Regions from separate parts of the Mus musculus genome. Here regions 1 and 2 are each linked to region 3. A link is a loop called in an ENCODE intact Hi-C map of the cell type or tissue named here. Cell type or tissue: heart. All regions are shown on one strand.

Region 1 (8,000 bases), 150 kb after region 3:
ATTCCTCCTTCCTTCCTAGCACTTGGAAGGCAGACATGGGAAGACTGGAACTTCAAGGTCATTCTTAACTATATAATGTATTTAAGATAAAAAAAAACCTAGAGCTCTAACTAGGAAATTATAAACCACGCAAGGCAGTGCATATCCACACTCCCAGCACTTGGGGGGAGACTAAGGCAGGAATATGGAGAGTTCAAGCCCATCCTGGCTGCACAGTGAAACTATTTCTAAATAAGTGGTCAGCAAGATGGCTCTAGAGCAGTCAAGAAAGATTTTACTTGAATCCAGCCAAACCTACTCATTTATGTATTACACACGGCTGTTTTTGACATGCACTAACTGGGGTGCTGTGATTCGGCTTGTGTAAACTAACAAAGCAAAACTACTTACTACTGGCTCTTTTCAGAAAGTTTGCTAAAACCTGACCTGAACTCAACTGCTCCAAGAGCCCTCTACTCAGACCTCTTTTAAGCTGGATAAGTCTTTCAAAGTCATAAAGCACACAATATAATCTTAGGTAACATTAAAGCTAAAAATAAATTCATGCAATGTATCCAAAGCAGTGTGACTTACACCCTGGCACAGGTGTTTCTTACTGCAGGCCACTTGGCAGCCTCGTCTCACTTCCACACACTGTCTCTGATTCAACCCAAAACACGTATTTCAAGGGAAGAAGCGGCAGCACTGGCTGCTGGAGATCCACAGGTTTCTTAGGTCTGACCTCTATTCCAACAGAAAGAAATTAAGGCCCGGAAAGCCTGCACCCACTCCACTTAAACTGGCTAGTGTCTGACCCAAGAAGCAGGCCCAGGGTTCGGGATTCCCAGGGGCTAGTTCTCTCTGGACAAACCTCCCAAAGCTGATAGGCTCTGCTTAGAGGCTTCTCACTACACCCCTGCCAAGGCCGAGAACTGTCAGGGATTTTCAGAGCAGTTCAGAAGCTTACTATCCTAATGCAATCAATTCCTCTGCAGGCTGGAGATCTGGACCCTTACCAAAAGCTCAGCTCGGGCCTGCTCCCCCTGTGCCCGCCGTCTCTTCTTCAAGTCTTTCACTCTTCTTAGGTGGTCCAGTCGGTTCTGGATTTGCTCCTGAAGAAAGTAAATAGTCGGCCAGTTCAAGATTTTGCAGATCTCAGCATCAGAATACTCTGCTTTTCACACATGAACCCAAACTACAGATGCCAAGGCCCCGCTGGACTCTCTTCTCAGACCATAATGCCACTCCTGGGAAGAGCCCAAAGCACAGGGGCCAGCAAGTGTGTTAGCAATTTGTTATTTAAACTCTAGCCACCTACCAGTTCCTAGAAGCGGTTACAAGACATCTGGGTAAGGAGGCTCAAAAGGTAAGCTATTTCTCAGATGAATACAGAAAAAAAAAAAAGATTTATTTTCCTCAAAGAATCAGTAAACATTACTAAATTACAACTTATCTCCAGCGAGTGAAATGATACAGGTGACAGCTTTGTAAACGTGACTGACATTTGGATGAACTCACACTTAAACAAATATATAACTCTGTTGGTATAGATCCCTGCAGCCCTCAAGATCATTATCACTTCAGAGCTACTTTATATGTAACGTTTTCGTACTACTGTGTAGCTGTGCCAGTGTTTATTCAACACTCCACAAAGGTCCTGTGAGTTCACTTCCCCTTCACAATAAGCCATCTCCCGAGTCTGAGAGTGGCTAAATGATTTACTTAAGCAGTAAAAAGCTCTGTTCATTTCCATTCAGTTCTAAAACAGGTTTACAGGGAAGTGCTGGGGACACAGATTAAGTGATGGGCACTGCTCGATGTGAATTCAGCCAGCCAACAGTGACTGTCTGGCTTGGTATCCTGGGTCAGAGCGAGTTCGAGGCGTTCAAGGCCTATGGAAGTGTACTTGGCTCCATGTGCATCTCCTTTGTCAAGGGAGGGTCTCCTCGCGCCGTCCCAGTCGCGGCACGCGTAGAGGCGGTTAGCAGGGGCGCTCGGGGTGGGGGTGGGGGTGCTCCTGGCCTCGCCAGCTACAGGTTCTCCTTCCCAGTCTGAGTGCGGAGGCTCCGCAGCCGACAGGGAGGAAATGACGGCGGTGGGCCCCACGTCCGGCTCGCCATTTTCTCGGTATCAAACCAGGAAGCCCCCGGCTCGCCCCTTTGTCCGCCGGCCCGGCCCTACCTTGAAGCCCTCCACCGCCTCCTCCAGGGGCAGCACGCTGTGGCCGCGGTGCTCGCGCGAGCGGTCGCACACCACGCAGATGGGCATCTGGTCCTGCTCGCAGTACAGCTTCAGAGGCTCCCGGTGCTTCTCGCACACGCCCATCTCGCCGCCGGGCCCCGACGGCCGCTCGGTGCGCAGCTGCTTCACCAGCTGGGTCACGTTGGCCAGGTGCCGGTTGGGTCGCATGTGGCGCTGCGGGAAGGTCTCCCGGCACTGCGGACACGACACGTTAGTCTCCGCGGCACCCCAGCAGCGGGCCAGGCACGCGCAACAGATGTTGTGGCCGCAGTCGAGCATCATAGGCTCCACGAAGTACTGAAGGCACACGGGGCAGGTGGTCTCCTGCTGCAGGCACTCGGCCACGCTCCCGGAGGCCATGGCGCGGGCCGGCTGGGCCGCAGGGCATGAGCCCGGAGCCGAGCTCTGTCGGAGCTCAGCGCGCTCGCTCCGCTTCTCGGCTCCGGAGCGGGGCGGGGCCTCCGGCGCGGGGATCGCAGACGCGCGCGGAGCTCTCGGGCGGCCAGACCCGTCCCCGCACAGCTGCTCCTCACCGACAGCACGGGGAGGAGGCCTGGGCCCCGGAGCCCGGCTGAGAGCCGAGCCGAGGGGAGTCGGGAACCGGGCGCCGCGGGCTGGCTCACCGGGCAACGTGGCCGCGTCGGAAGGGGTCCCGCGGCCGCGCAGACTCCTCAGGGCCGAGCGGAAGAGGTGGGCCGGGGGCGGGGCCTGGCTTCCCGCGCCGCTCTGCTCTCTCGGGGCGGGAAAGCGGGTTTCCTCTGCACAGTCCTGGGTCCCCGGCACCCAGCCCGGGAGTCGGTCGTGGCTGTCGCGTGCAGTGGGAGCAGAGTGTCCCCTGGCAGTGGCGTCGGGTCACTCCAAGCGTCTGTGGGCCCGTAGTCTTCTGCTGAGTTTCCTCTTAGTGGCTAGGCCTCGGCTCCTTTAAAAGTAAGATGGCTTTGCATAAATGCCGGAAAGCTGGGCGGGGAGACCAGCTAGGCCCCTCCCAGTGTGACACACCCAGCTCCAGGCGTTAACAATCGCTAGAAAAGGGTTTAATCATCAGCAACTTTTCTCAGGGGCAGAAACGGAGAAGCCCAGTTCTATCTCCACCCTAAAGTAAATCGGTTTATCGTTCCGAGCCTCATTTTCTTCTCGTGTGAAATGGGGACCGATCGAATCCCGACCAGAGTGCTGACCAGACCATGAAGTCCTCCCCCATCTCCCTAGCTCTACCGTTACTAGGGAGCCACCCCACCGAGAGCCCGCTTGTGAGTCCCTAACTTCTTCTCAGGCTCCTCAGGTGCCCAGTGTCTCACTTCCTCAAGTGAGTAGCCAGACCCGACGTGTCAAAGGGCTGCCTGGCGACACACTTCTCTCTCGTCTTCCCTGCCACCTGCTGAGGAACCTACGTGGCTGTGGGTTCCTATGAGACCCTCGAAGAAACAACCCGGATTCTGCCACGTGGGCCTCATTCTCAGAACACTCCCCCACCCCCACCCCCACCCCCACCCCTCACCTCCAGCCTGGGCCCTGCGGCGCTGGGGCCAAAAATTCTGATTGTCCACTGTAGTGTTGTCCTTCTGCCCATGACGTTAATAACTCTTCTAATAAGTTCTTACTCCCAGCAATCTAGTTCAGTGCCCTCCTTGAGCTCCCATACCCTATTGCTTTCAGGAATTTTCCCCATCAAGGAGTTACACCTTTTTAAACAAACAAACAAACAAACAAACAAACCACAGCTTGAGCATAAAGATCTTTATCCGCTAGTTTAAATGAAGCACCCAGTACATCGAATGACATTGAGTAGAACCTAAAACTTGCTTGTTTCTGCCCAATCGAGAGTCCTGTGATGACCGGAGGAGGTCTTGTAGCCTGGTTTCTTATCACAGAATAGGTTTTCAGTTCTGTGCGCTGTCACTTATGCCATGGCCTTTCCTACTCTCCTTTGGGATTGACTCCGTGCCTGCCCTTGTGTTTGAGCAACAGGGAATTTCTGTATCCAGGCCATCACTTCACTGGATTCTGCTTGATTCTTCCCTATGGGACAAGAAATCCGAGGTACTTAACAAGTCTCGCTCATCCAAACCTCCATTCTCCCCACCTGCTCTTTGAAACTCCAGGCTCAAAACAACTCAGCACACTTCCAGTAAATGGTAGAATATTTGTCCTAGGCTACACTGTAGTCTACTCTGCTACAAAACTGAAGTTGAAAGGAATTGAAAGTGCCAGTCTTACTCCAGAAGGAAGAATTCAGTTTTGCAAGCCGGTGTAGAACTATGAAAAATGCAGGTGGCAGATATGTGTTCTTAGGTCATCAGTGCGGCTCTGGATTTTAGCTTTGTCATCCAGGGCTCATGCGGTCTCTGCTTTCCTAACCTCAAGGCAGATGGCCTGGACAAGCCAGGTAAGTAGGGCAAGGTGGAGGAAGTAGGGGAAAGGAAGCGCTCCCCCTTCCAGGATTGCTACAGGCTCCCTCCTTTCTCAAGCGATAACTGTTTTCTCTTTCTCCACTAATTTAGTAGGCTTGTCATGAGCTTTATGGCTGAGTTGCCTACTCATTTCCAGTGTTTTCAGTGTTAGAGCTCGAACCCAGGACGTTAAGCTAGGCAAGTGCTCGTCTCAGACCCATCCACGCAGTTTTTGTGTTTGTTCCTCCACCTTGGCCTAAATTATTGCAATACCTTATCTGTTTGCAAATGACTTGGAAATGATTCAGTAGTTAGATGAATGAAATTGCTGCTATGAATTTTTTTTTAATCAACTATAGTTGTCAGAGAAACCCTGCTGCTAAGGTTGATATCTGACATTACCAAAAACCACTGAGCTTGGTACAAAATGGTGGACTCCCTTTGTCAGCAGGGCTTCTTCTTCTCTGACCTTGTCTGGAGAGCTTAGAAATGCCCTCCTCCCCCTTACCATCTACCTGAAGAACTGCACGTAGCAGTGGTGAGATTACAGGTTCTCCTTCCTCCACGTAAAAACCTGTCCAGCAAGCACCTGAGATTCCTGGAATGCCTCCCTAGGCTAATGAGGCATCTCTACCTAGCCTTCAGCCAGTGACCTTTGTCCACCCTGGAGATCCCTACTTCCTTCTGCAACGATAGAGAGCCCTTGGTTCCCCTGAATAAAGTTGATCTGATGCTGGACTGTCATTTCCGTTTGTATTCACAAGCCTTTTGAAACCCTGTTCATCGGCTCTGCCCACTTTATCCTGGTGGGCTGGTGGAGAATGACACCAGGGAAAACCACATATGGTAACAATACCTAGTATAGTTGCTAACCTTTATACACTTATGGGAACAAAATAAGAATTCTGAATTGTTTAGTCATCTGATAGGGGATGAGTATCCTTAATATATGAAAGACTTAAAAAAAGTTAACATCCATACAACCCAGAGCTCAATACAAGAAAACAAAACTTTAAAGATCTCAATCAATAATTGGTCAAATCACCAGGCGTGGTGGCGCACTCCATTAATCCTCTTGTAAGTGAAGACCAAGTTTTAAAAAAAATGAAACACAGCCGGGCGTGGTGGCACACGTCTTTAATCCCAGCACTTGGGAGGCAAAGGCAGGCTGATTTCTGAGTTTGAGGTCAGCCTGGTCTACAAAATGAGTTCCAGAACAGCCAGGGCTACACAGAGAAACCCTGTCTCGAAAAACAAAAAATAAAAAACAAAACAAAAATTATATCATATATAAACACACATGTGTATATACACACAGGGACACATAAATACACTCATCAACTCAAACCTGACCTGCACAGGAGGTCAAATATCAAATCAATCAAATATCAAAATTTTGAAACCAACTTGGGCACGAGTTTAAGGCCAGTTTGAACAACTTCCAGTTTGAGCAACTTGGTGGAACCACTGAGGTAGAGGACAAAGAAGGGGAGGGAGAGGGAGAGAGGAGGAGGGGAGGGGGATTGAAAACACGCGGAGGCTACAGCTTAGTGAGAGAGCACGTGCCTAGCATGGGAAAGATCCTATGTTCAAATCTTTACACTGTGGCTAAGGATACACACACACACACACACACACACACACGCGCGCGCGCGCGTGTGTGTGTGTGTGTGTGTGTGTGTGTGTGTGTGTGTGTGTGCATTCATGTGTAAATAAGAGCAAGGAGAGTGATTGGAATGATTGGGGTACCATTGCACCCCCTTTTAAAGGATTGTTAGTTCTATGTGTGTGAGTATTTTGCCAGCATGTGTGGACATGCACATGGATCCTCTGGAACTGGCAGTACAGACTGTTGTGAGCTGCCATGTGAGTGCTGGGAATCAAACCTGGGTCCTCTGGAAGAGCAGCCAGTGCCCTTAACCATAGAACCTCTCCATCCTCTCCATATAGTTTTGAAATATCAAAATTATAGACAGAACATTGGCCAGTAGTGTCGAGGGTGTAGGAAGAGAAGGTGGCATGAGATTCCTTGGCACAGCACAGTTTTGAATTTATATTGAGATTGTTCACATGATGTTTATGTGTGAACTGGAAATGGCAGAGCGAGCAAACCTATAATAGCACAAATCTTTAAACTCTTAAAGCCCACCTCCAGTGGTATACCTCCTCCAACAAGGCCATACCTCTTTCTCCAAACAGTAGCACCAATTGAAGACCAAGTATTCAATGTCTATGAGGAACATCTCATTTAAACCACCACACAAATAAAACTTTAAAATTGAGTTTTGTGACATTATTTCATAGTCATATATTTGTGGCAATGTGTCCATTTAATTTTCCCACTTAGAAATATACATATTTAGACCTCATTATATAAAAACTTTAAAGTTTTTTTTACATTAAAAAAATTTACATGTGGGCTGGTGAGATGGCTCAGTGGTTAAGAGCACTCACTGCTCTCTCAGAGGTCCTGAGTTTAATTCCCAGCAACCACATGATGGCTCACAACCATCTGTAATGGGATCGGATGCCCTCTTCTGGTGTGTCTGAAGATAGTTACAGTGTCCTCATAAATAAGTAAATCTTAAGAAAAAAAAAAAAAGGCATGTATCTGTGCATGTGGGTGTGGGATACCTTGGAGTTAGAGGTGCCAGTAGTTTTGAGCCACCCAAAGTAGGTGCTGGGAACTGAATCTGTCACCTCTGGAAGAGCAGCAAGTGTTCTTAACTGCTGATCCCTCACTCTAACAACATTTAAAGAAAAGGAGGCCATGAGTCTGCGAGAGAGCAAGGGGGAGGAGAGGGGCACATGTGAGGAAAGAAAGGGGGACGCTGCGATGATAACCACAAAAATAAAAATTATCAAAGTATATGCATACATTAGCATTTGTGTGTGTGTCAGTGCAAGCGCTCTCTCTCTTTCTCTCTCTCTCTCTCTCTCTCTCTCTCACACACACACACACACACACACACACACACACACACACACACACACTGAGTCATCCTGAAGCCCCTGGCTTAACCTGTGGGTACTGAACACACTTGAGAAACTTGTCCCTGCACTGTAGAAATAACTGAGCCTGAGTATAAACTCTCAGGCAAACTTTCTAAAGCGAAAGGAAAGGGGCCAAAGACAGGATCAACCCAGCTTTCAAGAAATCCACTTTTCCTACAGACCTGGGAAAGTGTGGGCATTTTATTGAGTTATTGCTGGGGTAAGGTTTATTAGTCATGAGAATGGCTTTTTCTCCCTCCAGGAAACTTCTTAGTTATGATTTAGGGAGATTTTCCCATTTAGGATGCAAATTAGTTGCCGTTTGTTCTCAGAAACATCCAGACATGGCCCTGTATGTGGAGGGTTCTTGTATTGTGGTGAGACAAGAGGGTGGGG
Region 2 (8,000 bases), 91 kb after region 3:
GCAAGAGGTTTTATTATCAGCTAGCTGAGGACGAAGTCCTTCTGCAGTGCAGGGCAGGGAAGTTGGACTCCAAGTTGCAACAGTAGGGGGGCTTTTAACAGCTAGCTAAGGAATTGGGAGGAGTTGGGAGGAGAGTTGGGAGGAGTTGGGAAGAGTTGGGAGGAGTGTTCTTCTCTGCCTGGATGTCCTTGGTAAAATTACAATTATCGCATCTCTGGCTGTAAGGCTCAGAAACCAAAAGGCTTTTTGCTGGCTATAGAGAACAAAGAGCTTCTTTCTAGCTGTATTTTTAGAGATCAGGGAAACAAGCTTGGGGAATGACCAGGGGCTTTACCTTCTAGGGAGAAATGCTCTAAGTCGGGGTCTCACAGAAGGAGCTCCTAACAACAGATAGGGATTTTCTCTTTGGACTTGCAGGAAAACAGAGAAGCAGCTGCAGCTGCAAGGCACAGGTTACACAGTATTCTAGGAAAGAGAACCAAGGGGCCCTCTTGGGTTTGGAGGCACTCAAGAGAAAGGCAGACTAGCTCAGTAGAATGACACATAGAGACTTCTAAAGAGCTAGTAGTTTAGTTGTAGGATCGGGCTTGTAAATAGATACTTTGTATATAGTTAAGAAAATAAAGTTATCTCGGTGAGCTAGCAGGGTTTTACCTCAATTTACATCTCTGGTGTCGTGTCCTTATTGGTATAAATATTAATTTACACCCAAGTTCTCACATGGCTAGGCAAATGTTCTGACTCTAGGCCTTATCCCCCAACTCGTGTTTACCTTCCAGGGACATGGCAGAAAGAAATGAAGGAGCTGAGCTTGGAAGGCGGATACAGTCCCTGCTTCTAATCGAAAACAAAACAAAACCCCAAGAGCAGCAGATCCCCGTGGCTATTTTTCTGTTGTTATTGTTGTCGGCCAGTCCCCTTGCGTTTGTACTGGCTGTGTTGACAGTCACTCAAGCTGGTGCCAGACTCTGGGTTGAAACAGGAATGGTTGTTTACAGGAGCACATCACCAGACGCACAGTTTCACCCCAAGATGTCAAGAAGCTCCTCCTTACAACGGAGTCACAGTTCATCTTTCTTGCTGGGTGGGGTGGGGTGGGGTGGCTGAGACCTTGAGAACACACATAAGGAAGCATTTTCTTGTTTGATTCAGAAACCCCTGGTTTCCACAGCTCCTAGGGGATTTCCCAGTATCCTCTGGATGGAATCACTGGATTTTACTGCTGTGAAATATAACTCGGTAAGGGGATGCCTGGTGGGTCCATGCTAATGTGTGCCTCTGAGAAATTATGCCATGCAACAGGTCTGATATAAAGAGGGAAGGGAGGAGAATGAGATCCTGGGGAAAGGGCAGTGGCAGACAAGTGGACAGGTAGACAGGCAGATAGACCAGACCGGAGCAGAGCTATGAGGGCAGGGCGGGGTGGGGAAGGGGGTGTGCAGAGAAGGACAGAAAGGCTTCAGCCACAGAGCAGATGAACTTGCCAGCAAGTGTGAAGACAAACAAACAAAAAGCAAAAGCTCTCATCTTTCCTGTCCTTTTCTGTGAGGTGTCACCAGGAGAAGCTCAGATTTAGAGTGTATTTTCCTATCTCAAATAATCTCATCAAGAAAGTCTCCCCCGGATGTGCTCAGACGGTTGGCATTTAGTTGATTCCAGATGTGGTCACGTTAGCTACAATCCCTCCGGCTGGGAAACTAAGAGACTGTGTGTGTGTACATCATCTACTCTGACATCCGCCTAAGAGGTTCTGTGGCTCAGAGTCTGCCGCAGTTTTGTTGCTGTGATAAAACTATGACCAAAAGCAATTTAGGGAAACAGGGTTTAAGACATATTAGAAGTTAGACTCCATCATAACAGAAAGCAAGGGCAGGAACTCAAGCAGAAGCTATGTAGAAACCAGTTACTGGCTTACTCCACTTACTGTTTTGTTTTGCTTTGGTTTGGTTTGGTTTTTTTAGAGACAGGATTTCTCTGTGTAGTCCTGGCTGGCCTGGAATCCCTCTATAGACAGACCAGACTGGCCTTAAACTCAGAGTTCACTTGGCTCTGCTTCCCTAGTGCTGGGATTAAAGTCATGTGCCATCACTGCCCAGCTTCAGCTTATTTTATTATATAACCCAGGACCTTTTGCCCAGGGCTGGCACTGCAGACAATGGACTGGGCCCTCCCACATCAATCATTAATCAAGAAAGTGCCCCCAGCGACTTGCCTACAGCCAGTCTGATAGAGGCAATTCCTCAACTGAGAGTTCCTGCTTCCCAAGTCGCTTTTCTGTCAACTTAAAAAAACCTAACCACTACAAGGTCCAAATTGTGTAGGTTTAAAATAAACATTTTGTATCATGTGTTTGTGTACAGGAAATGAAAACCAGTCAGGGAACTGAGTGTTTCTGTGTGGGACATTCAGGAGCCTGCACTCAGGCCCTGGGCATCGCCCAACCCATCTCAAAGGTAGTATTCAAGGTCCTTCCAGAACCATCTTGTTGTAGTCTTTGGGCCCCCATTCCTGGCTTAATTTCTTCTTATCACTGGGTGTAAGGAGGCACTTGTGACTTCAGATCATGGAACCAGGCACCGTGGGAGACTTTAGTCAGTAGAGCTTGAATTGGGATGGGTAATATTGGAAATGCCTTTGAAAAAGAATACAGCACAGCATTTTGAATGTTAGGATAGCCTTAAGGACATTTACATCCACACAACTTCCACCCCTCACAGGGAAGCAGTAGGCCTCACACAGCCATAACCCTTTCCTTTCAAGACTGTCTAAGGCTTGAGCTAGAGTGGGGCTTAGTGGTACCTAGAGGGTCTGAGTACCACAAACAAACTGTTAACTGAAATTACAAAAACTTCTCAACCTCTCATTTCTCCTGGAAAAAGCAAAACAAAAAAGATGAGGCTGTTGAAGGATAGTCTTAAAATAAACAGAACTGGGTAACTGTGTCTCATTGGGATCAAAATTCAGTTGGGCACAATGGTATGTATTATCCTCAGGCAGACCTGTGGGCCCTATTTTTAAATCTATTTTATTGGGTTCTTATACCTACCACCCTTCCATGCCTTATTCTACCCTAATTCCTTCCAACCTCCCAACACTAGGTAGAAGAGGAAAGTTAGAGGAAAAAGTGGGTGTAGACCTCTTTAGACTACTTCCTGCTAATTAGAGTCATTGGAGTTCCTTGAGGCAAGTCCAATCTTCATGTCAGGATATCTCCAACTTCTTGTCTCTTTGTTCACAACCATTTGGCAGACTACAACAAGAGGAGGAGGAGCAGCCTTCTTGAATCGCCAAGGTCCCTCTCTGGCATTTATCCCCTCTCCACAGTCCCCAGAATTCCAAATGTAAACTGTTTCCACCTAGCAACAATTATGCCCCTACTAGAGCATGAGACAGATCATAATCACCTGCTTTGAAGCAGCCTCTTATCCCACACCTGGGATTAAAACAAAAACCCATTGACATAACATAACTGGATTTTTTAAAGATACCCAAACTCTTTACATGGTCTAGGACTTTGTCCCTTCTTTTCTTCTTCCTTAAATGTCAGAGGTAAATGTGCCCCATGAAATCTATTCCATGTATGTAGAGCCCTAACAGGAGACAGAGAAACAATGACAGTAACCAGGGCCTTTTCCCTCCTATATTGATCATATTCCTTTCACTACGCAAACTGGTGCAGTCCCCATGGCTGGAACTTGCTAATCATTTTCTCCAGGCACAGTGGTGGCAAGAGATGCTGTGAAACTCAACTTTGGAAACAAGAAAAGGGAAGGAGTACAAATGCATCAACAGAGCAAAAAACAGGCTATTTTCTCTGTCAGAGAAAGCCTGGATTCTGAACGGCAGTTCTACCCTCTCTTCACAGCCAAACCCCCGAACGGTAAGACACTTTATTCTGAGAATGCATGTCTTTTGAGCATTTCTGAAAACTCCCTGGTGACATTACAGGCCAGCTTCATCCCTCAGTTCATATTTCCATTACAGTTGCAAAAGATTCTAAATTAAAACGGCATCTTTCACAGCTTAAAAGTGTTAATATGAACATTCTTGAATTGTAGAGAGAACAAAAGCAACAAACACAGATTTTTATCTTATTTAAAAATTGAAAACAAAGACACAAATGTTCAGGTTTACATTATAAGCTATCAGTGTTAATTGCAACATTTTCAAATTTTTTGAATTAAAAGGAAAATAATTATCACATATTCAACTGTGTACAGTGATTCAGAAATTACAAACATCTTAATAGCACGAAGTGAGAAAACAAAGAGAACAGGAGCAAGAAGATTATTCAGACGTAGAAATCCATGATTCCTATCTTCTTAATCTATAAGTACATTCAGACGGAAGCCTCGTAAACTTTAATGTCGAAGGATCGGCCTGGATTACCATTTAAAATACGGTTCTAATTTTTGTACACTGCTAACCCAGATTGCGATTTCTCTCTAGGGTCTCGACACCGTCTCTCCGACAGACGGCGCTGCTGTCTCAGGTGAGTGGATTCCAGGGATCATCTGAAAACAAACCGGGAACCCACGTGCCGAACTGTAGGGCGATGCGGTAAAAACAGCTATTTCAACAGGAAAATTTAGAGAACCTGTGCCATTCTCCTGTTACCATTGATCCTTTTCTTTCCTGGAAATGAAGGTAGATGGTCACGTTACCTTCAGAACCTGAACCTTGCCGTTTTTGGACTGAGAGAACCGCTGTTCCTAGCTGTATTTTGATTTTCCATCTTCTTCTGATGCTATGAGATGGTATCGGCTCGGCAGCAGTGAAGTGAAGTGAAGGTTTGCTGTTTGTCCCGCAGCATAATATTGTATGGAAGGGTTTGACTTTCTCTTCGAGCAAGGAAAAGTGTAAGTATATTTGTTGGAGAAAAGCGAGCAGATGGAGGCTTGAAAACACTGGAGGTGCCGGGGATTGAACCCGGGGCCTCGTGCATGCTAAGCACGCGCTCTACCACTGAGCTACACCCCCGACACAGCTAAGCTCTTGGGAATACATTCAAGACAGAAATCTGACTTTTACTAGGTTTTGGAAGTATGAACAGAAGCCGAAGGCCATAATTATTTTCACCGATTTTTTTGAAAATCAAGCCAAATCCTGGCATCTGACCATCTGCGCGCTCCCGGGTCCGAACCAACAGCTTTTCGAAGCTCTGGGTTCTGTGTGCATGGATCCACCTCCCTGAGCCCGGGAAAGAGCCAGGTTGAATACTTTTTGTCCGACTTTATTCCCCTCTTGTCCGCCGCCTAATTTTAAATGATTGCAGAGCCCGGAACGATGTACCTCCTCTGTAATCCCAGCGCTTGGGGTGGAGACAGGAGGATTATCTAGAATTGCAAGACAAACCAGAACTATACCGTGAGACTCTGTTTCCAAAACTGAAAAATGAGAGAGGAGGAGCGGGGAAAGTGAGGGAGAGAGGGAGAGAGGGAGAGAGAGAACTAAAGGCGTTTTGTTTGTTTGTTTGTTTTTGTTTTTTTTTTCAGATCGAAAGTTGTGACTCCTGATGATAAATTAATGTGAACAAAGGATATAGGTATATATAATTACGTGATCACAGATGACATAAGTGTGGAAAAGTGAGCTGTTTAGAGGAAGGGAGAGGACCAACCAGAGGGGGTGGAGCAATGGAGAAGGTAGTGAATGATATGAAAATGCAATAACGAACCTAACTAATTCGTGTGCTGACATAAAATTAATAATAGTAATAATAAAATTACAGTAGTGTACTTTTCTTATTTCTCCTCTTAAATGATTTATAATGCAACCGTATAAAGATATGCATGGTTGAGAATATAACACAGGGCTGAAATATGTGTGTGCAACATTTGCCAATGACAGTACAATGGATGTCGCCAGAACAAAGAAGAATTGGGCTAAGAAAGTGACAGGTACTAAGTCAATTAATAATACCAATATAATTTTTTCTTTACAACTGATAGATGCAATGAGTATCACATTAATATCACAAGAGCAGAAAGCCTAGAGCTTTGTAGGTGTGACCTTCCCATATATAACTGGAGTTAATTTTTCATAAAACAAGGTAATCCCAATTTGTGAACTTGTATAGTGTAAACTACATAAATAAGCCACCTAAATGAAAGCTTTAAAAAATGTTGTGAATATATCATTAATAAAATCTAAGTGCTGTATTAGAAAGTATTCACTTACTATTAAAAAAAGATTTGAAGAGTGAAGTAGAAATGAGATGTAGAAAACCGAAAGGGAAAATGATGGCACAAACCCAGCTGTTCCAGTTCTATTAAATATGAATGAATTAAACAATCCAATTAAAAGGCATAGACTGTAGGCTTGGATTTTAACATCATGCTCCAAGTGAGTAACACCAGCAAGATGAAAAGACATGAGGAACCCAGTGTAGTGACTCCTGCCTTCAGCATTTGGAAGGCAAAGGCTGGTACATCTCTATTAATTCAAGGCCAGCCTTATAGTCACAGTGAGTTCTAGGACAGTCAGGGCTCCATAATAGAGAGAACCTGTCTCAAAACAAAACAAACAAACGCACAAGCAAAAGTCCAACCAACCAACCAACTAACCAACCAACAACAGCAACAAAGCAAAACCACTCAAACAAACAAACAAACAGCCCAAAAGCAAGGCTATGGCACATGTTTCTTTGGACTACACATGGCATAAAAAAAAAAAAATTGTACTTCACTGTCTTGTGTTTTCTATAAGACTTAACTGAGAACTGTAAAGTCACATAGTTAACACTATGTACACAGGTAATATTTATTTTATTATCCTATACATGTAGTTTGAACTTGGGTCTATTATTAGGGTGGTATTGCAAATCCCCATTCTATAAATAAAACAACTATCATCTTCATCAGACCATCTGTGTCTGCTTATAAAGGATCATCAGAGCTGTTCTTGTTGATTGTTGATGTTCTTTATAGAAGTGGGGGGCAATATTAGGGTCATTAGACTTTGACCTCAATATCCAACCACTGTTCCCAGCTAATGTTTTGCAACCCAGTCCTAATTGCATATTGTCTTGACCTCTTGGGAAGGAGATAAGGTAAATAGGATGAGGAAGACCACAGAGAGGGGGCTCCACCTATGCAGATGTGGGGAAGCCATCTATCATTTATACTGGGTGAAAGCTTTCCAGTGTGGCTACTTTTGGATCACCCATCCCTCACTTATGCCCTGAAAGTAAGTCCAATAAATTTATTGTTCCTCCACACACCAGCCAAGGACGTCCTTTCCTCCCTTCACCTGGCCATTACACAAATCAAACTACCAATACACTTGGAGTTTTTTTTTTCAGTAAGTTTTAAGTCTGCTAGCGGGATACCCTGAAAGCCATTCCAGCTGTAAGGAGCTCGATTGGTCATCACCCTAATGTTGTAATGGCAGTTATGGTTACCTCTTTTGGTGTGGGATAGGGAATGAGAAAAACAGGGGATAGAAATTGGTTAGGCAGTTTAAGGTTAAAAGACTACAAAGAAAAGTAAACAATTTCTCTCTTGGATAAAAGTGAAAAATATGCCTGGGACTCTTGGCAGCCTCATCCTTGCCTCAGACTACATACACCAAAAGTGCTTTGGGTGCCCTGACCTCTATTCTAGTTCCTTAGCAATTCTAGGATTAAGGATGGCATATATTAAACCATGATTAAGCCATCTCTTATAATAAAGTTTTACTCAGTAGAAACTACAAATGATCAGTATACACTGGCAAAGATATTTACACTAACGAGAACTCATATTTCCTAAATTTTCTTTCCCCTTCATTATCCATTCTAAAAGACCTGTGTCAGCTCTCTAGGTTTCAGGTGAAGTCAGAAAAAGTCAAAGAGGGCTGGTGAGATGGCTCAGTGGGTAAGAGCACCCGATGGCTCACAACCATCTGTAATGAGATCTGACTCCCTCTTCTGGAGGGTCTGAAGACAGCTACAGTGTACTTACATGTAATAAATAAATAAATAAATAAATAAATAAATAAATAAATAAATAAATAAAGCC
Region 3 (8,000 bases):
GTTTAGAGATTGTTCTTCTGGTGATTCTGTTACCGTCTCTCAGCAGACCTGGGAGACAGATTCTCTCCTCTGAGTTTCAGTGCTCAGAGCACTCTCTGCTGGCAAGCTCTCTTACAGGGAAGGTGCGCAGATATCTTGTTTTTGGACCTCCTCCTGGTCGAAGAAGAAGGCCCAAAACAGGGCCTCTCTCAGAAGCTGTGTTGCTTTGGCAGTTCCCAGAAGCTGTCAGCTTCTGTGGTGCAGACTCTCACCTGAGCAGACTAAATTCCTAAGTTCCAGGGAGTCCTGGAACCAAGATGGCGACCGCTGCTGCTGAGGCTGAGGCCGCCTCCCAAGCCAGGTGGACACCTGTCCTCTGGTCCGGACGGTGGCCGGCTGTCTGCGGCCCGCCAAGGGTGCTGCCTCAGCGGCTCTGTGCTTCCGCCCGTCCCAGAAGATGTCTGATTCTCTGGCGCACCCTCTAACCTGTTCAGACTAAATTCCTAAGTTCTGCTGAGTCCTGGAACCAAGATGGCGACCGCTGCTGCTGAGGCTGAGGCCGCCTCCCAAGCCAGGCGGACACCTGTCCTCTGGTCCGGACGGTGGCCGGCTGTCTTCGGCCCCATAACTTTGATTTTTATCTTAAAAAATCAGAAGTAAAAATAGTTGATGTAATTCATTACATATATGAGGCAGGTAGATCTCTGAGCTGAAGGCATATGTACTCCTATGCACTAAAAAATGCATAAGTAAAGTGAAAAAAATCTAAGGGTGGGAAAACTATTTCTAATTTGTACTTGAAAGAATTGAATTTAAAGAGTCTCAGGGGGAAAAAAATCCCAACTGACAGAAAAAAATTGTCAATCACATGAACATCAGCTTTGTAGAAAAGAAAAGAAAGCCTAAGAACTGGGCTGAGTACCAGCATCATTTCACAGGGAGGCTCGACTATAGATCCACGGTGAGATAGATCAGCATTGCTTCACAGGGAGGCTGGACTATAGATCATGACTGAACTCCCTCCGTGTGCTCCAGAGACTCCGTCCTTGATCATTCTGGTCCCTTTGCTTCAGCAGCATCCCCTTGGCAACAATAAAGTGTGTGTGTGTGTGTGTGTGTGTGTGTGTGTGTGTGTGTACAAAAATATTTGGCTTTTAGTAAACCCTGAATTGAAAGTTGTCATCACCATAACATACTTAGGCACTGTACTTTTACAAGTTCTCTAATATTACATACTCTTGCCATGTGGATTATTGTGTGATGCTATTGCTAGAGAGGCATGAACAAATGCCTTCTCACTTGATAGGGAATGGACATAAAGGTAAGGATGGCCCTGAAGTCCAACTTGGTGAACCAATGAGTTTTATTCAGTTTCCCTAGGAAGACAGGTGAAGTGTTACTTATGAGGCTACACCACAACAACCCATCTCAGCATGGGTGACAGTCCAGGAAAGCTGGGGACCAGTAAGTAGCATGCTATACAATTCACAAAAAGCTCAACAGATTAGAGACTATCTCAGGCAGCTCAGCTAGTCTGAGCACCTTCCGGGCATCTTGGCTAATCTCTGTTTTCTTTTCTTTTTTTCCAGGTGTCTCTGCTGATCTAAGACTCTTCTAGACAGCGCTGCTTCTCTCAGAATCTCTCGAAAGTACTTATAGCTTATATATGTATGCTTGGAGAACGAGGGATTTAGTGAATCTGGTCAGTTTCAGGGACTTCCTGAAGTCACTGAGTTATTCCTTTTGTAAGTTTAATGGGCTTCAAAGCAGTATGTAATATGTATCTCCCTTTACAACAGTGTATTGTTTTGCCTCCCCTTAATGTCCTGAGGCCTAATAAGGGTTCGTCTGGGATGGGACATTGCTACACAACACAATATAAGTTCTTATTTGTCATCTGTAATATACACTAACATAGCTCCATAAAATTGACCATCACAGAGACACAACAGAGAAGGAAGAAACTCTTTTTGGTCTGGGAATCATGGCAACAATGTGAAGTGACGAAGGAAGCAGAACAGGTCTGGAAAGTGTAAAATGTCAGGAAAGTAATAGGCTTTTGCCTGCCTGTGTGAGCAAAGGCGATACAGATTGATTGTAACCCTGTGTTCTGGCCATATAGCTGCTCCAAAGAACTGTGCACAAGAAGGGTTGGGCAGGAATGAGTGCTCATTGCAAAGGCAACATCGCCACGCAGAACTTAGGAACTTTCTCTTATTTCATTTCAAAGATTTTAAAGGCACAAAAAGGACAGATTTAGAAATAACATTTTCACACTCTTGTTGCAGAAAAGTATATATCTTTAAGGTGACCTAAAGTTAGAAGCCACTGTGCATCAAGGCTTATAGTAAGACTGGCAGGGGTGATTTGCAGTTACATCCCCGAATAACTAGAGTCTCTATCCAGTATCTTAGACCCCCATAGACACACTACCTCACAAGCAAATTCCTGGTACTGACCGCAATGATGTCAAAGACACAAGTATGTTTTACTGTTTTTCGTTATAACATTTTAAATATAAATTATTCTGTAGATGTCCCAACCACCATAGTCTACAAATAGGCTTCTCCTTCTGCTTTGACACCCTGTTCACGGTTGTTGCAGCCTACTCAAAGATATCTTCAGTGGAAGCTTTGCCTTCCTCAGAAAACAGGGGGCTCTCTCTCCAAACCTCAAATCTCACGCTCCAGCTGTGGTCTTTGCAGCCAGGCTTTTGGATGGATGTGCTCAGCTCCCACAGGTTGTGGGACTCGGCTACTCTCCAAAGAGCAGCGCGCGCATCTCTGTGCCCCTCCTACCCATACACCATTGGAACCGGGTTAAGCTCTCTAGCACTTTCCTCACAGTGAAGCAGAGATGATAAAACGTACCAAAACCTTTTATAACAGTTTTATTTCTTAAATTCCAGAACTTGGGAGGCTGAAGCCAGAGTATGTGAGCTTCGTACTGAGATCCAGGACAGGTTGGGCTACAGAGTGAAACCCTTTCTCAAAACAAAACCCCCAAATGCAAAGGATTTCATTTCTAGAAAATGTGTATAAACGAGAGTTTTCTACTGACCTCAAAGTTCAATGTCCTTACTTGTGTCTCTTATTAGTATTTCCTGACAACTTATTTGTGACCAGTGGATAGTGCCCTAGATGATATTGTGAGGTATTGTGTCATTCTGCGGACTACAGCGCTTTTAAGTAACTTACACAAGAAAACTACGCGAATTATTTCCCCGTGCGTCCTCCCATCCCATCTCATTTTTATTACTGTTTTGGAGCCTGAACCGGTAGAGGGCGCTCAGGTCCTGCGGTTAGGGAACAATCCTGGTTGCGGCTTCTGCGGTTTCCGCCTCCGCTGTCCTCTAAAAAGTTCACGCTCACGAACTGCCTTTGATGCACAGGAGCAAACAAGATGTCAATGTTTTAATGGACTTACGATTTTTAATGGGTTACATTGCAGCTGTCGGTGGTCTCCTGCAGCTCGGGGTGGCGTGGTGGACACGGCACACCGCTCTTTTGATTTCTGTTACAGGAAAGGTGGTGGTGGAGAAAACAATTTAACTTCAAAAGGATTATAGAAATGTGAAAAAAATTAGGATCAATAGTTTTACTCAAAGCTCAATACTCAGTGCCTTCTTAGCGCAGTAGGCAGCGCGTCAGTCTCATAATCTGAAGGTCCTGAGTTCGAACCTCAGAGAGGGCAGATGTTTTAGTGGCTGATAAATTGTTTCAAACCTATAATTTTATCAAAGGATAGTTGTCGTACACCATGAGTGTAATGAGGCCGTAGCCCTTTGAGATCTTTCTCCTTTTGCTTCAGTACCTCTTTACAAGGCGTTTTTTTAAATGCCTATCACAATGCATTACACAAAGCTAAAACTGTGCCTAATATCATAAATCTGTCAGTTACCTAGTGACCCTCTAGAAAATGACACAAATCTAGAGGTTTTAAACAGTTCAGATGTGGCATCTTGTTCTGAGGTCAAACTCTGCTGGGATAAGCCTCAAGTCTCTGGGCACTTGGGGTTTGATCCATGGTCAATTGACCAGGAATTGCAGACTCAGATGTCTACCAGAAGGTGGCGTAGTTTGAGAAAATAAATCACAGAACCCTTTACAGGGCTTCTATCTGTAGCTAACCAGAGAATTAACAGATTCAGAATATCGTTAAACTTCTTTCACTCTTGGATCGAGTTGCTAGGAGTTTTATAGCTCTTTCAAATTTAAGACATTTAAGAGTAAATCCCATTAAAGAGGGTATAGTGTTACATGCCTGTAATCCCTGCATTGGGGGAACTTAGGAATGATAGCCACAAGTTACAGGCTTGTCTCAACCAGACGGATAGACCTACTATATAGTTCTGTTTATTTCACTGCCACAGTTGTGGGCTATAGGAAACCAAAGTAATAAAGTAATAGCCATAACAAGTCCAAAGAAACATCTACATTATGCCCTAGGAAATGTTGTTTCTGAAGGCATCCGAGGACCAGCTGTCAATTCAGTGACTCTATAACAAATGAAGAGACCCACCTCGATAACCCACTATTGGATGATCAATAGCTTCATTTTGGGAGGACAAACTAACAACTAGATATATTCCACTACCAACATGTGGGCACAGACATACAGGTCTTAAAAAAACAGAACACTATCTGTCTTTGATTGCAGTGGAGAATACAAAGGTTGTTATTATTGGTTGTTTGGGGTTGGGGGGGTAAGCTAGGGTTGCTCTATGTAACTCAGGCTGTCTTTCAATAAGTCTCCTGTCTCTGCCTCTCAAGTGCTGAGATTACAGGCATGAGTGAGCCAGTATGTCAGGCTTCAAATGTTATTGTGCGAGTCACTCAAAACCAACAGGGTTTATTAAGCTTAGGAGTCCAAGTGATGATGGATAACCAACAGCTTTCAATGATCTTTTGACAGAATAAGGGCGTCTGCCTTTTGACCAATACCTCCACTCTGTGTACAAAAACAAATCTTTGCTCAACAGTCAACAGGTCACAACCATTTAGTGAGCTTGTACAGAAACCAAGCTTATGATTATGAAACGCAGCACAGATACATCTCTGAAGAATTTAATGGCTGTTCTCAGGCACATAACCATCAAAAGCGTAAGAGCTCAATCCCCAGTATTCCATGAGAGGACAGACTCCTAATGAGTGGTCACCAGCCTCTAATAAACACAGCTAGCCTGGCTAGTCCCGCTCATGATTTAAATAAATAAATAAATAAATAAATAAATAAATAAAGCCTTTGTATATTTAGTTTCTCTGACTCTGAGCCCCAATCCTCCCTCAGTGACACATTTCAGCAGGGAGATGTTAGTTTTTATTTGTGCCTGTTCTATGGGGACGCCCTGGAGAAACTTGATCTGAAACAGTGGCCTCCTATCGTGCTTATTTGACACAAGCTACTTGGCATTCCTTGTCTGTGACAAGTCTCTGCAGTCTGCCTCCATCTTCACAGGGACTGTCCCTGAATCTAAATCTTCCTCTTTACATTCACAAAAGCTCAAGGCACCTGACTGTGTCCCACCTTAACACAGTAAAATCATTATCAAAACTCAGCGCTCACTCTTCCTGCTAGGTGAAGCAGGATGCGTTTGGGAGATGAAGACGTCAGGATCGGGATTCAAAGTCAGCCTGGGCTGTAAGGAATCCTATCCCACAACAAAACAGAATAAAACAAGACAACAGTAAAAGTTGACTACTTATGCAAAGAAAGAGTTTATTTCCAAACAAAATCTCATTAATGCCAGATATAGGGGATTAAAGACTTAAATTATCTTTTTTGGGGGGGAGGGGTGTTTACATCAAAACATGCTTAGAATGTTCATTCATACATCTAAAATAAGCGACAAACCAGGCAGTGGTGGTATACAACTTTAATCCCAGCACTAGGAAGGCAGAGACAAGTGGATCTCTGAGTTTGAGACCAGCCTGGTCTACAGAGTGAGTTCCAGGGCAGCCAGGGCTACACAGAGAAACCCTGTCCAAAAAAAAAAAAAAAAGGCATGTGTAGGGAGAGGCACTGACCTTTTGCACAAATAATTATTTTAAAGAGTAGAACAATTATCTTACCACATACTGAACTTAATTAACCACTTATTTATGGGTCAGATGTCCATTTCAGATATTTTATGTGCATTTATCTGCCCACTCCAGTCAACTCTACTTGGTGAGCTTGTAACTCATGCCCATGGAGCTAAAATGATTTGTCAGTGGTGCCTCAACCATCGTGTGCAGCAGCTGAGGGTAGAAAATGGAGACTGGTACCTACTTCAACAGGGTCCCCAACAAAATGGCCAGAGGTGAGATCCAGACACAACTAAGGGCAATTTCTTATTATTTTACATTGCTACTTGTGATACTTACCATGATATACTGGTAATACTGCAACTGCTTCCATTTGGTAAAAGAATTAAAAACAGGGCCAGTGAGGTAGCTTAAGGGGTACAAGCACCCACCACCAAGCCTGATGATATAGTTGTCCCCAGAACTCACATGGTGGGAGAATTGACTCCCACAAGTTGTCCTCTGACCTCCATATACCCACATACTTGCACACACGTGTATGCACACACACACAAATAAATGTATAAAAAAAATTAAGAACACTTGCCAGTGGTTTTATTTGACAGGATACTCTCTCAGTACTTGCCCCACCTGGTATATAGCCCATATTCTTTCTTCAGTTCATCCCTTTGCCCCAGACTTCATCAGTAGCTGAGAGTCACTCTGCACATATTCATGTTTGTGTATATGCCACTCCTCCACTGGCATGCAAGGCTCCCCAGAGTTTCCGTTAGCTCTGTTCACTGGTATAGTTCCTCTTTGGAAATACACCTACCACATAAAAGGCAAACAGTTAATGTTGGTTGAGTTAGTGGATGAGACAATGCGAAAAGAGGCATGAACCTTTTATAAAGCACTCGGTGGACTCAGCTGGCTTGGATGTTCGTCACAGTTTTCCAAGGCGCTCTTTCCGCCCTGCCTCAATATCCTTTTCTCTAGACATACTTGGATCTAGGAAATTTTAGCTTCTCGTCTATGATCTGTAATGCTTTCTGAACATTTCCTTAAGAGGTAATTGGGGTGTTCTTCCTAATGTCCTCTTCACAAAGTGAAAGATAGAACTGGGGGTGTAATTTGGTGGTCAACTGCACGTGGAAGCCCGGAGGCTCTTCTCCTACAACATAAAAAGGAAAGCAATGATTGGATGGAGCGCCCCGCCTCTCCCTCCAAACGTTCTAGTTTCCTTCACAGTGGCTGATTGCGCTGGAGATGTTTAGGGTCTGGATCGATCATGCGTATCTAAGATTTTGGCTGCCCCTAAAGCTTACTACAGTTTAATGTAAATTAATGAAAAGTGATTGAGGTCTGTGAGTTATTCTTTAGCCAGTTTTTGAATCTGGTTTATCTCCATAAAAACTGTGTTGTTTTTAAAAAAGTGGGAGGACCATATCAGGTTACAATTTTGTAAATATAGTAACTTTAACAATTGCGCTTCTACTAGCAAGATGTGAAAACAGAAGGCCCCACTGGGAGTCGAACCCAGGATCTCCTGTTTACGAGACAGGCGCTTTAACCAGCTAAGCCATGGAGCCACGCTGTGGCAGGTGAGAAAGAGAGATGAATCTATCCCACTTTATTTCTGCTCCGTGGGGGCTGGAAGGGGGTGGGGGGGAGTTAGTTTACATTATCTAATGATGCCTGGTTTTGGTTTGTTTGTTTTTTAGATGTTTTTGATTTTGTTGTTGTTTTTTAGTTTAGTTTTTTTTTTTTTTTTTTTTTTTTTTTTTTTTTACAGAGAAGAAGCGGTTGAGAAAAGATGCCCCGTGTTTTCTCTGGTCAGATTGAAGACATCACACACGAGAGTCAGAGTCAGATTTTTTATTTATTTTTATTTTTATTTTTTTTAAAGGACGGGCATTTAAGGAAGAAAAATCTGGCTATGGAGTAACTGACAAAGACCACTACGGCAAAGTAGATAAATGTGTAGGTGCGGCCCGTATGTGAGCTCCTGTGTGC

Evidence for each region. Peaks named below come from ENCODE experiments on the same cell type or tissue, not always from the same donor. Only the 100,000 strongest peaks of a DNase experiment are listed, where the experiment ranks them.
Region 1: a loop joins it to region 3, with 3.0 times the contacts of the local background. A loop is called at or near these places in 17 of 42 quality-filtered maps.
Region 2: a loop joins it to region 3, with 2.8 times the contacts of the local background. A loop is called at or near these places in 13 of 42 quality-filtered maps.

What each region holds. Positions count from the first base shown.
Region 1 is chr13:21,175,075-21,183,074 of GRCm38, reverse strand. It overlaps Trim27 (tripartite motif-containing 27), which reads right to left and starts at 3,144. Exons shown (of 8, transcript NM_009054.3): 1 at 2,161-3,144; 2 at 996-1,091. The coding sequence starts at 2,580. In heart, no CTCF peak of the experiment used is centred here; DNase peaks (open chromatin) are centred at 2,204, 2,914 and 3,164; H3K4me3 peaks cover 4,120 bases; H3K27ac peaks cover 3,085 bases.
Region 2 is chr13:21,231,025-21,239,024 of GRCm38, reverse strand. Gm32525 (a long non-coding RNA gene) reads left to right here. Exons shown (of 5, transcript XR_003950579.1): 2 at 3,716-3,880; 3 at 4,450-4,492; 4 at 4,648-4,913. It overlaps n-TAagc17 (a tRNA gene), which reads right to left and starts at 4,980; the gene lies at 4,909-4,980. In heart, a CTCF peak has its summit at 4,461; DNase peaks (open chromatin) are centred at 4,484 and 4,954; H3K4me3 peaks cover 1,845 bases; H3K27ac peaks cover 369 bases.
Region 3 is chr13:21,322,389-21,330,388 of GRCm38, reverse strand. n-TTcgt4 (a tRNA gene) reads right to left here and starts at 7,576; the gene lies at 7,503-7,576. It overlaps n-TMcat13 (a tRNA gene), which reads left to right and starts at 3,600; the gene lies at 3,600-3,672. In heart, CTCF peaks have their summits at 3,268 (motif pointing right) and 4,054 (motif pointing right); a DNase peak (open chromatin) is centred at 3,288; H3K4me3 peaks cover 3,326 bases; H3K27ac peaks cover 473 bases; H3K27me3 peaks cover 494 bases.